Linked DNA regions of Homo sapiens: region 1 is linked to region 2. The links are chromatin loops, found by intact Hi-C in ENCODE. Cell type or tissue: GM12878. All regions are shown on one strand. Links, peaks and the distances in the headings refer to the core of each region. The heading gives the core; the rest is flanking DNA.

Region 1 (6,806 bases), core at 973-5,972, 330 kb after region 2:
TTTTAAGTTTCCTTCTCTTGACATGGGAACCAGTCAAGATTAATCTTTAAAATATTTCAAGAGAGCATTTAATTCCGTGGATTTTTTGACAAAAAAGGAAGCAGCTGAGGCAAACAATGTAAGTAGAGAGTTTATTTGGACCAAGCTTGAGGGCTGCAACCCAGGAGCATAGATTCTATTTATCCTGAATATACACTCAAATCAGCAACGTAATAAGTGTTGCTTGTAAACAATTAGGGAAGTAAAGGGAAAGAAGAGGCAGTTCCTGAGTTGTTTACCAAAAATTTACATTAAAATAACATAAGCTATTTATAGGTTGTACATTGTTCTTTGTGTTACAAATTCTAGGAACATGAAGATAATGGGCGAGGCAGCTAGTCAGGGGCACAAGGACTAAACTTTTCCTAGGCATAGTGTGGCATCATATACATACTCATGTCTCTCTGGCCCTGCACACCTTGCAGACTTCAGACTGCTCGGAGCTATTTTCCTTTCCTCATTTCTCCTGTTTATAAAAAATCTTCCCATGGAAGCAGTGATGATCAATCTCTTAGGCCTTCATCCCTTGGCACTGGGAAGGCTCATTCTTGGATAATCCTCAGTCAAGTCATTGATTTCTATAACTGTCATTTCTTGTTAAGTCATCTCCAGTCTTCAGAATTTCATGCTTTTGGTTTTCTCAGAAGAAGAAAAACTGATAAATACATAGTAAAAAACCTGTTTCATTGGGGATTCAGTCCAAATTATTGGAAAATGACAAAAACTCAAAAACAGTGGTCAGGGCTGGAATCTAATAACAGGTATGCTATAATTTTTCTCTGAACCATAATTTTTCTCTCTCCAGTTTCCCATTTACACCTAAGACAAATCTTAGTAGGACCAATTTACTTCCAAAATAAGTTTTAGTGTTGTACTGAGCCTGATTATTTTCAAAAAACACAACAAGAATAGCGATTACCATATAGGCTCTTTTAAATTGGCTTTGCTGAAACTTTCTTAAGGAATTTCAGATTAGGCTTTTATAAGTCTCCAGGCTAGGAAGCCAAGTCAAAGATTCACAATTAGAATGTGCCTGTAATACCTGTACAAATTGAATAAACTTCTCCCTTCTCAAGGTCCCCAAGATATCTTGAGTTTCCTGGGCCTGTTGGATATTGACATTCTTTACTTACTGCAAGGTCAGAATTTTTGAAAGGAACTATGTAGACAAAGTACCAGGTCAATCTCTCTGAGGACTTTTTATTGACTCTATAAAGTCAATCTTAATTTTTTAAAGCAGTCTGATAATATCCAAAAATATGCCATTTTGGTCATAGCCTTAGTATAATAATCAGTGTATCTTATTTTATGGTTACCATAAAATAAGATTATTAATAAATGGATTTTAAATTTTGGAGAAATAAGGTATAGAGAATGTTGTTCACAAATGTTATATTTCACCCAATTCTGTAAGCTATAAACAGCTCAAAAAAGTTTCATTTACTCTGCAAAACAAATATAAAAAGAATCAGCAATGTTTTAAACACAAAGTCCTAAAAAGCATTTCAGTCTTCTTTTTCTATCAGTTCAGTCCCACATAATAAATTCTCATTCTGCTTGATGTTGAGTTAGAAATCTTCATGAACACATCAGTTTATGGGAGTTCTTAAAGTCTTTACTTAGTCTAATAATACAATCTCCAAAGTTATTAGAAACCTGTATTCAAGAGTACTTGTCAGGGTTCATTCTCATGAATTGTCTTAAAAAAAAAAAAAGCAAATTTTGGACTGTTGTCAATTGTAAACCACTTTCTGAGAAGAATCCAAGTAAAACAATAATTTTCTATGAATGACAAAAGACTTAGACTAACCATGGTTAAAAACACAATTGACAAGGAAATTCTGTGGCGAATGACAGTGTAACATAATAACCATATTTGTGTCTGACAACATATGTTAACACATCATAATTTTAGGAATATCATACAATTTTGAAAGACAATAATACAATATATCTCCTCTAGAGATATACTATATTATTTTATTATTATTATTACTACTATTATTTGTGGTATCAAAAATAGTGAAAAAAGGATCAGAAGTGAAAAGAAACAAAAGAATAAGTCTTATAAGAGCCAATTTGGGGGCATGTTAAGCTTTCTAAAAGGCAAATGATGTTTTACATTTTTCTCAGCAAAAATTATGCCAACAAGATAGGAAGTAACCAGAGGGATCAAACACATTTAAAAAGAGTTTCAGTCAACGGAAAAAAATCCCCCAAAACAGGATCCAAAAGAAGAAAATGCAGAAAGCCCCTTTTATTCTTATTTTTAAAATTATAGCCTAAATGTCAGCTTTTAGTTAAGCTGACTTCTGACCATAGAGCTCTAAGAAAGAATCTTTTTAAATTTCTTATTACCAGATTTAATTCAAGACAAACAAACTACTCTGATTCAGTTTGTGTGGTGCAAAAACCAGCTTTTTTTTCCAATTGTGTGCACAAAGAATTATTTTCAACATAGCAAAGGATTCTTATTTTGGTTACTGCTGTTTATGATCGTCCCAGTGAAATGGCCTCATTGTGGAGTAACACCCAAGATCTGTTGTCTCACAGACACAGAAATCTAGGATGCAGATGCATAAAGTGTCAGGTTGAGAGTGGAAGTTTAATAGGCAAAAGAAAGAGAAGAGCTCTCTGTTGCAGACAGGGGTCCAGAAAAATGGGTTGCCGGATCCATGGTGAAATGCAAGGGGTTTTATAGATGCCTGGTGAGGAGGCAGTGTTTGATTTACACAGGGTGTGAAACATTGGTTGGACCAGGTGTGCCACTTGCATAGGTCATGAAAAACTGGTTGGGACTAGATGTGCCGTGTGCATAGGGTATGAATTTCTGGCCACCCCTACCATAATCTTTTATTATGCAGGCGGGTCTTCTGCCTGAGCTGTGCCATGTTGCCCGTTTCTTTACTCTACACATGGTAACAAGAAAAGGGAAGATGGAGCCTCCGTGTTGGACATGCCTGGCCCCCAGGTGGCCCTTTTCTATTGGTGCCTCTGCCAGCATTCGCCCGTGCAAGCTTCCTGCTTGATTATCTATGTTTGCAGCTCTATTTTTCAGGCTGCTCTTTGTTAGAAAAGCAATGATTTGGGGGGCTGCTTTTTGTTAGAAGGGAAGCTCTGCCAAGAACTCTGTTGCCCTCACTATCTGCCTAAATAATTTCTGCCTTCTGTATCACCAGGTTAGGTGGGTCCACTTTCCTAGGCCTTTACAAGAGGATACCCCACGAGTGTTATACATAAATCCAGCTGGTGTTTCTAAAAGGAATACTCTAATTTTGATGCTTGACTTCCCATAATTTAGGAACTTTTCAAAAGTGTCAAGCCTGGGAATGTATTTAGGGTGAAAGTGTAACTTATCTCAGACTGTCTCTAACTTCCAGGGAGCAATAGTGTGCTCAGTGTATGAGGACCAGACTTTCATAGTGTACCTGTTTGGAAGAGCAAAAAGAGGGAACACTTTTCGGTTAGAAACTAACAGGAATTGGTCTCAAATAAAAGGATAGGTCTGAATTTTTAAGCAGAAGAAACAGTTTTAATCTTAAAAGTAGGCCATATAAAACAAAACCATCCGTGTCTAACTGCCAATCCTTTGACCTGAACCTCTGCTGTGAGACAGAGGCAGAAAAACCTTGACCTAAGCCTCCAGTCCTGAGGCAGAGGTGGAAGAACCTTGATCTGAACCTCTCCTGTGAGACACAGCAGCAAAAAGACATTTTCTACAGAGCTCTTTACTTGGAGCTTGTGTCCAAAGACAGAGACCAAAGCCCTCTCTTAAAGAAAAGAGACAGTTTGAAAAACAGCCAAATAAAGTCTATATTTCAACCAAGGAGTGGGAGGTCCTAATTCTGGAGAACTTACCCAGAACACCCAGTGGGACTTCTGAAGATGCAGAGTTCGTGCTGGTATCAAGCACTGCTTTCAGGCAGAAACACCGCACCTGGTGGTGAGAATGAGTCACTCTGAATCCTGCTGACGATGCCAGATATGCCTATCTCAAAGGAACCTGCTGAGCTAAAATTAATCTATTACTAAGCAGAGTTTACTTGGGCCAAGTTTGAGGGCTGCAGCCCAAGAGCATAGATTCTATTTGTCCTGAATATACACTCTGATTAGCAACAGTAACAAGTGGATTTTAAAGGGAAAGAAAGAGTCAGTTCCTGAGGTTTTTACCGAGGATTTACATTAAAATAATATAAGCCATTGATTGGCTCAGCATTGTTCTTTGTATCATAAATTCTAAGAACATGAAGGTATTGAGTGAGGCAGTCAGGAACAAAATGACTTTAAACAATTTCCCCTAGGCATGGGTGTGGGGTGTGAGCATGACTGAATCCCATACCCACGTCTCTCTGGGTCTGCATACTTTGCAGATCTCAGACTGCTCTCAGCTATTTTCCTTTTCTCAAGTTTCACATTCTCAGTGTAGAATATTTTTGTCACAGGCTATTTTATATGTGGACATACAGAATAGGCGAAGGAACTTTTTAATACAATAAAAAATACACACAATGAAACTGGTAGTATGTATTTAACAAAAATCATATGGAAAATTAAGGTCATTTTAATAAATAAGTGACTTTGAGATGGGGGAGGGAATTCATGGGGTCTTATAAAGCCTGTAACATCCTAATGAGTTTGTCGCTTTGTTTTGGTTGCCTAATATCCATAAAACTCTCATAAATTTAAAAATCTATATATTAAAAATGTTTAATGAAGCAAAGGATGCAGAAAAGATTTTATTCTGTTACAGTCAGAAAAAGATGTCTTAGGCAGCTCAGGCTGCTATATCAAATACCATAGACTGGGTAGTTTAAACAACAATAATTTCATTTCTCACAGTTCTGGAGGTTAGAAGTCCAAGATGAACTCTGGAGGTTAGAAGCCCAGCAGGATCAGATTCTCTTCCTGGATTCTATCTGGCTGCCTTTTCATTGTCCTTACATGGTGGAGACAGTGATCAAGCTCTCTGGTGTCTCTTCTTATAAGGGCAACAATCTCATCATTAGGGCCCCACCCTTACAACCTCATCTACCAAAGGCTCTATCTCTGAATACTATCACATTTGGGGATTACAGCATCAACATATACATTTTTAGTGGACATAATTGAGTCCATAGTAGAGTGGCAATTTTAATTAAGCAAAAAATGCAGAGGAGACTATCTGTTACACTCAAAAAAGGGATTAATCCAGCATTCACTCCACAACAAACACAAAGTATGAAAAGTTGATGAATAAAGCATCCACACGTGAAAATTTTCAGTTTTCTTTTTTAAAGTTAAATGTAAAATCAGAAGTGAAACCAAGTTACAATTGTGGTGAACCCTGGAAGTAGCTCTGTTAATACCTGGGGAAAACCAGCTTGTTACTCCCAACTCATAGATTTATAGAGAAATAAATTATGGCTTAGAGAGATGTAACCCTGTTGAGATAAATAATGAGTTAGCAGCCAAGCTAGAGAAAGGATATAGCCCTCCGCGTTCCCACTGCTTTTCCCACCTCACTTTCCTAATAAGCCACTTACAAAACTGGATTCATGTGAAAATATATCCACTTGTTCTTCATTTTGATGTACTTCATAGTCAATGTCTTTCCTAATGATGTCAATCTAATTGAAAAGTTAAAAAAAAGAAAGCCAATATATAGGTGACTAATTTTATTGTTTTAATCCATGTTCTATATTCAAGATAAATGATAAATTGTGACATGCCTTCAGCTGTGCTGCAATGTCATTAATAAAAACGAAAGGAAGAGACAGAATAATAGGGTTGAAGACTCATAGATGTCTTATAGCAGTTAAGAAATGCTATTTTTAAACAACATTATATTGGCTCTACTGTCCTTAAATGTGTAAATTAAATCTTCCTGAAAACAGTTCATAGTAGACAAATGTTACAGGTAAATGCCATTCAGCGCTTAATCACTATTGGCAGATACGAGGTGTAACAGAGTCATACTGACACAGTAAATCAATGAGTAGTAATATTAATATGGAAATTCTTTGGTATTAATGACTTCAGTACCAAATAAGTCTAGAATTTATTTTCTCCCAGTATGCAGAATAAGAATTTGAAATGATTTCACACACACACACACACACACACACACACACACACACACACACATATATATATTTGGTATGTGCTAGCATGGTTTACAGTGAAGACATTGACAGGGTGAAAGAAAAAGGAAGGGTTTAAAGATGATACTGTATTTTTTTTCACATTAAGTAGGAAACAAGAATGGTTCAAAATTGGTCAACATAGTAGATATTGAATGGAATATAAATCAATGGAATTGTGGTAGAGTGAAAAAACGGCCACATTTTTTTCCCATCCATGTAGGTACGTTCTTCCCAATGTGACTTTGCGACTCCTCAAAAAAGAGGTGAAGTTTTTCTCTCCATCCTTAGAATCTCGGCATGGCCTTGCAAATTGCTTTGGTCAGAGGGCATTAGCAAGTATGATACAAGTAAAAACTTGAAAAGTGTTTGCTTACTGAGGGTTGGCCTCTTTTCCTACTGGGAACCCAGGAACTACTGTAGCAGGATGAGCCACAGAGAAAACTCCTCAGACACCGAGTTAAAGAAGGAAGGGGTTTATTTGGCCAGGGGCATCGGCAAGACTCCTGTCTCAAGAGCCGAGCTCCCTGAGTGAGCAATTCTTGTCCCTTTTAAGGGCTCACAACTCTCAGGGGGTGCGTGTGAGAGGGTCGTGCTCCATTGAGCAAGCAGGGGGTACGTGACTGGGGGCTGCGTGCACCGGTAATT
Region 2 (6,806 bases), core at 1,257-6,256:
TGCTTTGATAAAGAGAGGCACAGGATACTGTAGAGGATCTGAGGAGGGGTCTCCTTGCTGGTATTTGAGAATCCGACGTTTTCCTCTAAGAGCTGACATTTGGGATGAGCCTTGAATATATGTCTCAGTTTTATTTTGCTGCCTAACACACTATGCTCACGTTTAACAGCTCAAAACTGCATACATTTATTTATTTATTTATTTATTTATTTATTTATTTATTTTATTATTTTTCTAATTTTAATTATTATTATACTTTAAGTTTTAGGGTACATGTACACAACGTGCAGGTTTGTTATATATGTATACATGTGCCATGTTAGTGTGCTGCACCCATTAACTCGTCATTTAGCATTAGGTGTATCTCCTAATGCTATCCCTCCCCCCGCCCCCCACCCCACGACAGTCCCCTCACAATTCCTGTGGGTACTTTGGCTGACTTTTTGTTACAAACAGGATAATCAACTTATCTGGGCTTGCCCAAGACGTTCCCGATTATACAATAGAAAGTCCTGCACCCTAGGAAACCTCAGTCCCAGGCAAACTAGGGACTTCGCATGAGTACTCACCTTGCAGCCTTGATGAGGCTGCAATCACCATGCTGACTGGGGCCAAAGTCGTTTCAATGTTTGATTGGGGCAGGGGCAAGTTCTGTTTCTGAGCTACTCAGTGGTTGCTGACACGACTTAGTTCCTTTGGAGCTGTAAGCCAGTGGGGTCTTCAGGTCCCACTGGCCACTGGCCAGAGGCTGCCCTCAGTTCCCTGGCAGGTGACCCTTTCCATCAGAGTCTGACTTGAGATCCAGGGAGAACGTGCCAGCAAGATGAAATCACCGTCTTTTGTAATTTAATTACAAAAGAGACACCTCATCACTTTAGCCAAATTCTATTTGTTAGAAGCAATTCACTAACTAGATCCAGCCCATCCTCTGAGGGAGGGGAATAAACAAGGCAGGACTACCAAGAATAGAGGGAGATCTGCCAGAAGCTTTCTGTGCAACAGAGAATCAGCTGCAAGAAGAAACAGCTGAGAGAAGAGTATCTTATAATGGTGATAAACACATTTTCTACAGAGCACGTAACCATAAATTTATCTGATTAAGAATATGCTCAAACAATAGATAGCAAAGACAAATTTATTCTCAATTTTCTTTTAAAACATTTCACTACTCATGGCCGGGCACAGTGGCTTAAGCCTGTAATCCCAGAACTTTGGGAGGCTAAGTTGGGCAGATCACTTGAAGTCAGGGGTTCGAGAGACCAACTTGAGCAACATGGTGAGACCCTGTCTCTACTATTAAAAAAAAAAGAAAAATTAGCCTGGCCTGGTGACACATGCCTGCAGTCCCAGCTACTGGGAAGCTGAGACAAGAGAATCAGTTGAACCCAGGAGGTAGAGGTTGCAGTGAGTCAAGATCACAGCACTGCACTCCAGCCTGGGCAACAGAGTGAGACTCCACCTCAAAAAAAAAAAAAAATCCACTACACTCGATGAACAGATAAAAGAGTGTAATTTTGTGAGTGTGCATTTGTGCAAATGTGTGTCGGGGTGGAGTAGGTTGTTTTGAATTCCCTCTTTTATTTCAGCTGATTTTTGAAATTATTTTTTATTTACAGAACTCCAGGAATAAACTATATAATTAAAATTATAAAAAGAACAAGTCTTAAAATAAAAGTATTCTTAAAGCCTGAGCTTTCCTGCTTGTCTAAAGCCATTATTTTCTCTGACTTTCTGATCTTTTCAATCTTTCAATGTGTATTTCCCCCCACTAAAAACTGCTTTTTCCTATAATATTTCTCTTTCTCCCAAATCCATCCTTAATCCTTTGCTCTTCTAATGTTTGTTATTCTTTTAGATTTCAGCACAGGCGTCACTTTTTCAGGATTTTCTGAACTAATAAAATGTTCTTTATTAAACATTCTCATACATATATATTTCATGTTCTGGCATTTACCACAGTTCTATCTTTACACTTATAATTATTTATTTATGTTTATTTCCTAAAACATTAGCTTCATGTGGGAACTCACCATGTTTTCCCTACTCCAAGACTAATGTCTTGCACAAAGGGTACAGTAATCCCTCCTTATCCTTGGATATATGCTCCAAGACACCCAGTGGATGCCAGAATAGTACCATAAATAGTATTGAACCCTATATGCACTATGCTTTTCCCCGTACATACTTATGATAAAGTTTAATATGTAAATTAGGCACAATAAGAGATCAACAATAACTAGTAACAAAATGGAATAATTACAACATATTATTATAACAATTACGTGACTATGGTGTATCTTTCTCTCTCTCATAATATCTTCTTTTACTGTACAGCAGTAACTGAAACCCTGAAAAACAAAACCCTTGATAAGCAGAGACTGCCGTACTATTTTTAATCACTTGCTGAATAAATAAATAAAAACACATGTTATAATTACCTAAATGTTTCTTTGCTAAATTAATAGTTTTTTCTGAATTGAAATTCTTGTTTTATTTGGTTTGTATATATTTAGTGAAGGAGTAGATAGGTAGTGTTAAATTAAATGTGGCCTAATGCCTCTTCTCTTGAATCAATTTGTAGCAAACTGCAGCCTAATTTTAAGAATATAATCTTGTAACAAGTAGCTGTGTCTCAGTCGCTTACATGAGATAAGCTTCAGCCAATCACAGGCTGCCAACTGCTCAGGCCATGTCCATATAAGGCAAATGCCTCATCACACCCTGCATAAAGAAAGTCAACACTCAGCTGCAACCAACCACACAAGCTATATACGTATATGCTTCCTTGTTTCGTTTATAAATACTGCCTTCCCATGCGCTGGGGGGAGCTGTCTGAACCTCTCATGGTTCTTTGTGCTGTTTGATTCATAAATTTGCTAAAATAGGCTTTGCTAAATTTATTTTGTCTAAAGCCTTTCTTTTAACAGTAGATATAACTGTACACAAAATACAGTAGTTTATTTTCTCAACTTTAATATTTTTCTGTGCTAAAAGTTATCAATATTTCTAGTCAATAATAAAAAAGTTATGCTATTGGATATTCAATATCCAATGTGTATGCAAGTTATGAATACACTTAAATGCATCTTATTTGAACTTACACATTTTTATGGCATATATATATATATAGTATGCACCACGAAATATAGTAATCATATGCCCTTTTATTTTGTTCATTTAGATAACGAAATACTTTAATAAAAAATAACCTATGACATCTTTACAGAATTCCTATGGAATTGTTTGGACAGGAGAATATATTCATTTTCAAAAAGAGGCTAGTGATGCTCAGGACGATTAAGTAACTAGCCAAAGGTTATGCAGCTTCTAAAAACAAAATGCTTTTTCAGAAAGTGTGGGTACAATTGAACTCTTTTTAGTTCTGTCAAATTTCTCTCTTTATCATGTACCTGTAGTTTCAGATGCATTAGTGGCTACTTTGGCTTTCATGCCTAGAGGAGCATCATCTGTTGCAGGCAGGATGGGTAGAGGGTCCAGCAGCCTCTTGTCTTCCTGCCTGATTCTTCAGTATTTATCTGCCAAATCGAATTACCACAAGAGGGCACAATGACCTATGAAACATTCTCTCCCTATGCTTTCTGTTTCAAATTGATTCAAAATAGGAGAGATGGAGAAAAAAAGAAAAGGCAAAGAATACTTTTAAGTAATTAATTTCTAACTATTTTTTAATCCTGGCATTGTAGGCATGCTGATCAGAAATTTAAAGAACTTCTACTCATTAGGCTAGACAAACATATGTCCTGCACTGATTTGACATATCTAGAAAGATTCATCATAAACACATTTATTAATGAACATTTTATGAACTTTTACACGCCGAAGATGCTTTCATGTAGTTACCACGAAGGTCTACGTTTGGCTTAGAGGAAGCACAACTGAAATATTCTTTCCTTTTTTTTCAGTCCCATACACACTCTGGTGTCAAGCTCAGTACTCCTATTTACTGGGAGTCCTTCCTTAATGGTATCAGACCTACGAATTACTTTTTCCTCTTCATGGGCATTAAAAAATCTCATTATTTGCCTTTTTTCTCACTCATATGTTGAGTCAATTTTAGGTGTTAAATTCTGCACTGGGATGGGGATGATGCAACTTTCAGACAATGGCTTGGATGAACTCAAAGACTAGCAGAGAGGAGAGAAAAGTAATCTTTATACAAAGAAGGAGGACTTATTCGTGATTCTTATTTTACAGATGAGATAACTCCCTCATGAGTTTAAGTAATTCCTCAAAACCACACCAATGACAATTTGACTTTAAAACCCATGATTTTTTTTCTTCCAACACTCTGATAAGGTCATGGATTTTTAATTTGCTTTCAGCCTTTTGAGGATCGTCACAGATCCTCAAGTAGTTTGCATTAAATGCAACAGAAGTGTATCAACAACTAATTTGTATACATTATTATTTGATTTAATTTTCGGTACATTAAATATTTTGAGAAATGCCATTATGATAAGTAACAAATTCACTTTTACTCTTGATGTGAGATGGAACTATATATAGAATTACTGAGAAACAAAAAATTTGCAAATTTATTTATGCAAAACAACATCATTGACCGAAATTCAGAAAGTATTTTTAGTTATTTACTCTTTGTGATGAACTGTGCTATGAGAGCTAAATAGAGAATAGATTAAATGAATGTGGTGATCAACCACTAGGAAGACTTCACAGACGATGTTCTTTCTGATAGAAAGTTTTTAAGGCTTTGGAAGAAACTCTTCTGTAAAGAGAGTTAAGACAATTCCAAGGAGCAAACTTGGTATGAGAAATGACATCCAGATGAGGACTTAAAATGAGTAATGATATATTTGTGCAATTTACAATAACTGGTAGTTAGATTAATTTACAAAATAGGCAAGTACTTGAAAATAATGATTATTCATCAAATATTTGTTTTTACCTAAATATTATTAGATAACATATAAATAATAAAAAAACAACTTCGCTTGTCTCAAGAAAATTTATATACATAAAATATAAACATATGTACTATGATAGTATGAAAATATAGTTTTAACCAACTTCTTCATATACATATCTACATTAGATTTCAGGAAAGAAATAAGTTACAATGAAATTAAAATAAAATAATGTATCTGAATAGTAAATAATAGGTCAAGATACAAAGTTGTTTGAAACATTTGTAGGACAAGACCTTTAAAATTCCCAATAACTATCTTTTAGTATTTGGAGTCATAAAAAAATTGAAAATCATCATCCAAAATTATTGATCCTATTAACATAAAAAGTTTAAGGTAGTAGAGATAGATGGCAAACATGGATGAAAAATAAATATTTTTCGGGAATATTTGTGAGTATCAAAGGATAAGTAGAGCGTTGGGCCTGGCTTGGCTAATTTCTTTTAACTTTTTTAAAGCAATGCTCTCTGAAAATAGGTTTCAAATAATAGCTTTATGTATATATATATATATGTGTGTGTGTGTGTGTGTGTGTAAATAATATATGAGTAATTTCTAAACCTGGTGGTATACTCCCAGGAAATCAGACAGAATAGAAGATATTAATAAAAAGAAAACTGATATATATATATATATGTTTTCAGATATATCTGATTAAATATTAGAATGTTGACAAAGCATGTTTGTGGAAAGGTTATGATTATTTCCATAATGCATGTGGTTTTTCTATTTGTAGCATTACTGAAAACAAACAACAAAAAACTTATCAATTCAAATAAAGCTATTACTGTTAGAGCTTTAAAGGCAGCTTAGGACTAAATAACAAATCAAATAAATATGTGATGTATTTGGGAGAATGGTTTCCACCCCGCTCCCCCCACGCCAAAAAAAAAAAAAAAAAGACAGAATACCAGAGGACTTGGAGAACGTAGTTAAACTTTGCAAAGTTTATGGGTTGAGGTCGCATGAAAATCAAGGTATCAGGTTGGTACTGATCTAGCAGAAGGTCCCACAAGTCAAGTAGATGCTGCTGAATTACAGAGTTGAAAATCACTTGTCAGTCAAAAATTAGCATAATAATATGACTTAGCCTGCTACTAACATGATTGATATTATACTAGTGAGAGTAGTATCTAGCTGGAATGACACTTGTTGCAATACATGATGCCCTCTCAGATAAAAGCTTAGATTCTGCATCAAATTTTATTAGAATGAGAATATTTATAGGTCTTCTAATACGTCTTCACATACCCTTTTTCTATAATAAATTATTCTAGAGCAACATTTTCCTAGGGTTATCTTCAGAAGATTATTTCAATAGGATGTTTATGGATAGCTACTATATTAATAGTTGGGGGAGGATGTTGGAGACTATTGACTTTGTCCTGGTGGTTTTTCTTTGGAAAAATCATTAAAGCTCATGAGTGGCAGCCAAATGTAAATGGCACATGGAACTAAATCTCTAGCTCTGACCTCTCCCTGAAACTTCCATCCCTTGGTTGGACAAATACAACCCGCTCATCATTACTTCATTATTTCTAAAGCCTAAAGTCAAAATTGGAAAACTTCTGCATTTTTAACATTTGTAAATGTCATCACCATTCTCTCACTCATGTAGATTTTTTTAAACTTCTATTTTAAGGTCAGAGGTACAAGTGCAGGTTTATTACACAGGTAAACTTGTGTTACAGGGGTTTGTTGTACAGATTTTTTCATCACCCAAGTATTAAGCCTAGTAGTATCCATTAGTTGTTTTTCCTCATTCTCTACCTCCAAAAGGCCCCAATGTGTGTTGCTCCACTCTAGGTGTCCATGTATTTTCATCATTTAGCTCCCACTTACAAGTGAGAAAAAAGAATT

Evidence for each region. Hi-C counts contacts between places; a loop is a spot of excess contacts. Peaks named below come from ENCODE experiments on the same cell type or tissue, not always from the same donor. Only the 100,000 strongest peaks of a DNase experiment are listed, where the experiment ranks them.
Region 1: a loop joins it to region 2, with 4 times the contacts of the local background. A loop is called at or near these places in 1 of 110 quality-filtered maps.

What each region holds. Positions count from the first base shown.
Region 1 is chr2:13,519,380-13,526,185 of GRCh38, forward strand. It overlaps LOC105373485 (a long non-coding RNA gene), which reads right to left. Exons shown (of 2, transcript XR_922814.3): 2 at 118-3,976. Among named protein-coding and RNA genes, the nearest start is that of MIR3125, 790 kb to the left of the region's middle. RefSeq lists enhancers at 3,204-4,403, 3,783-4,152. In GM12878, for the core only: a CTCF peak has its summit at 3,970; DNase peaks (open chromatin) are centred at 3,962, 4,337 and 5,328; H3K4me3 peaks cover 2,458 bases; H3K27ac peaks cover 4,028 bases.
Region 2 is chr2:13,190,563-13,197,368 of GRCh38, forward strand. All of the region lies in intron 1 of LOC105373436 (a long non-coding RNA gene), which reads left to right. The region is part of intron 1 of LOC105373484 (a long non-coding RNA gene); the gene reads left to right. Among named protein-coding and RNA genes, the nearest start is that of MIR3125, 460 kb to the left of the region's middle. In GM12878, for the core only: CTCF peaks have their summits at 2,810 and 3,560 (motif pointing right); a DNase peak (open chromatin) is centred at 3,569.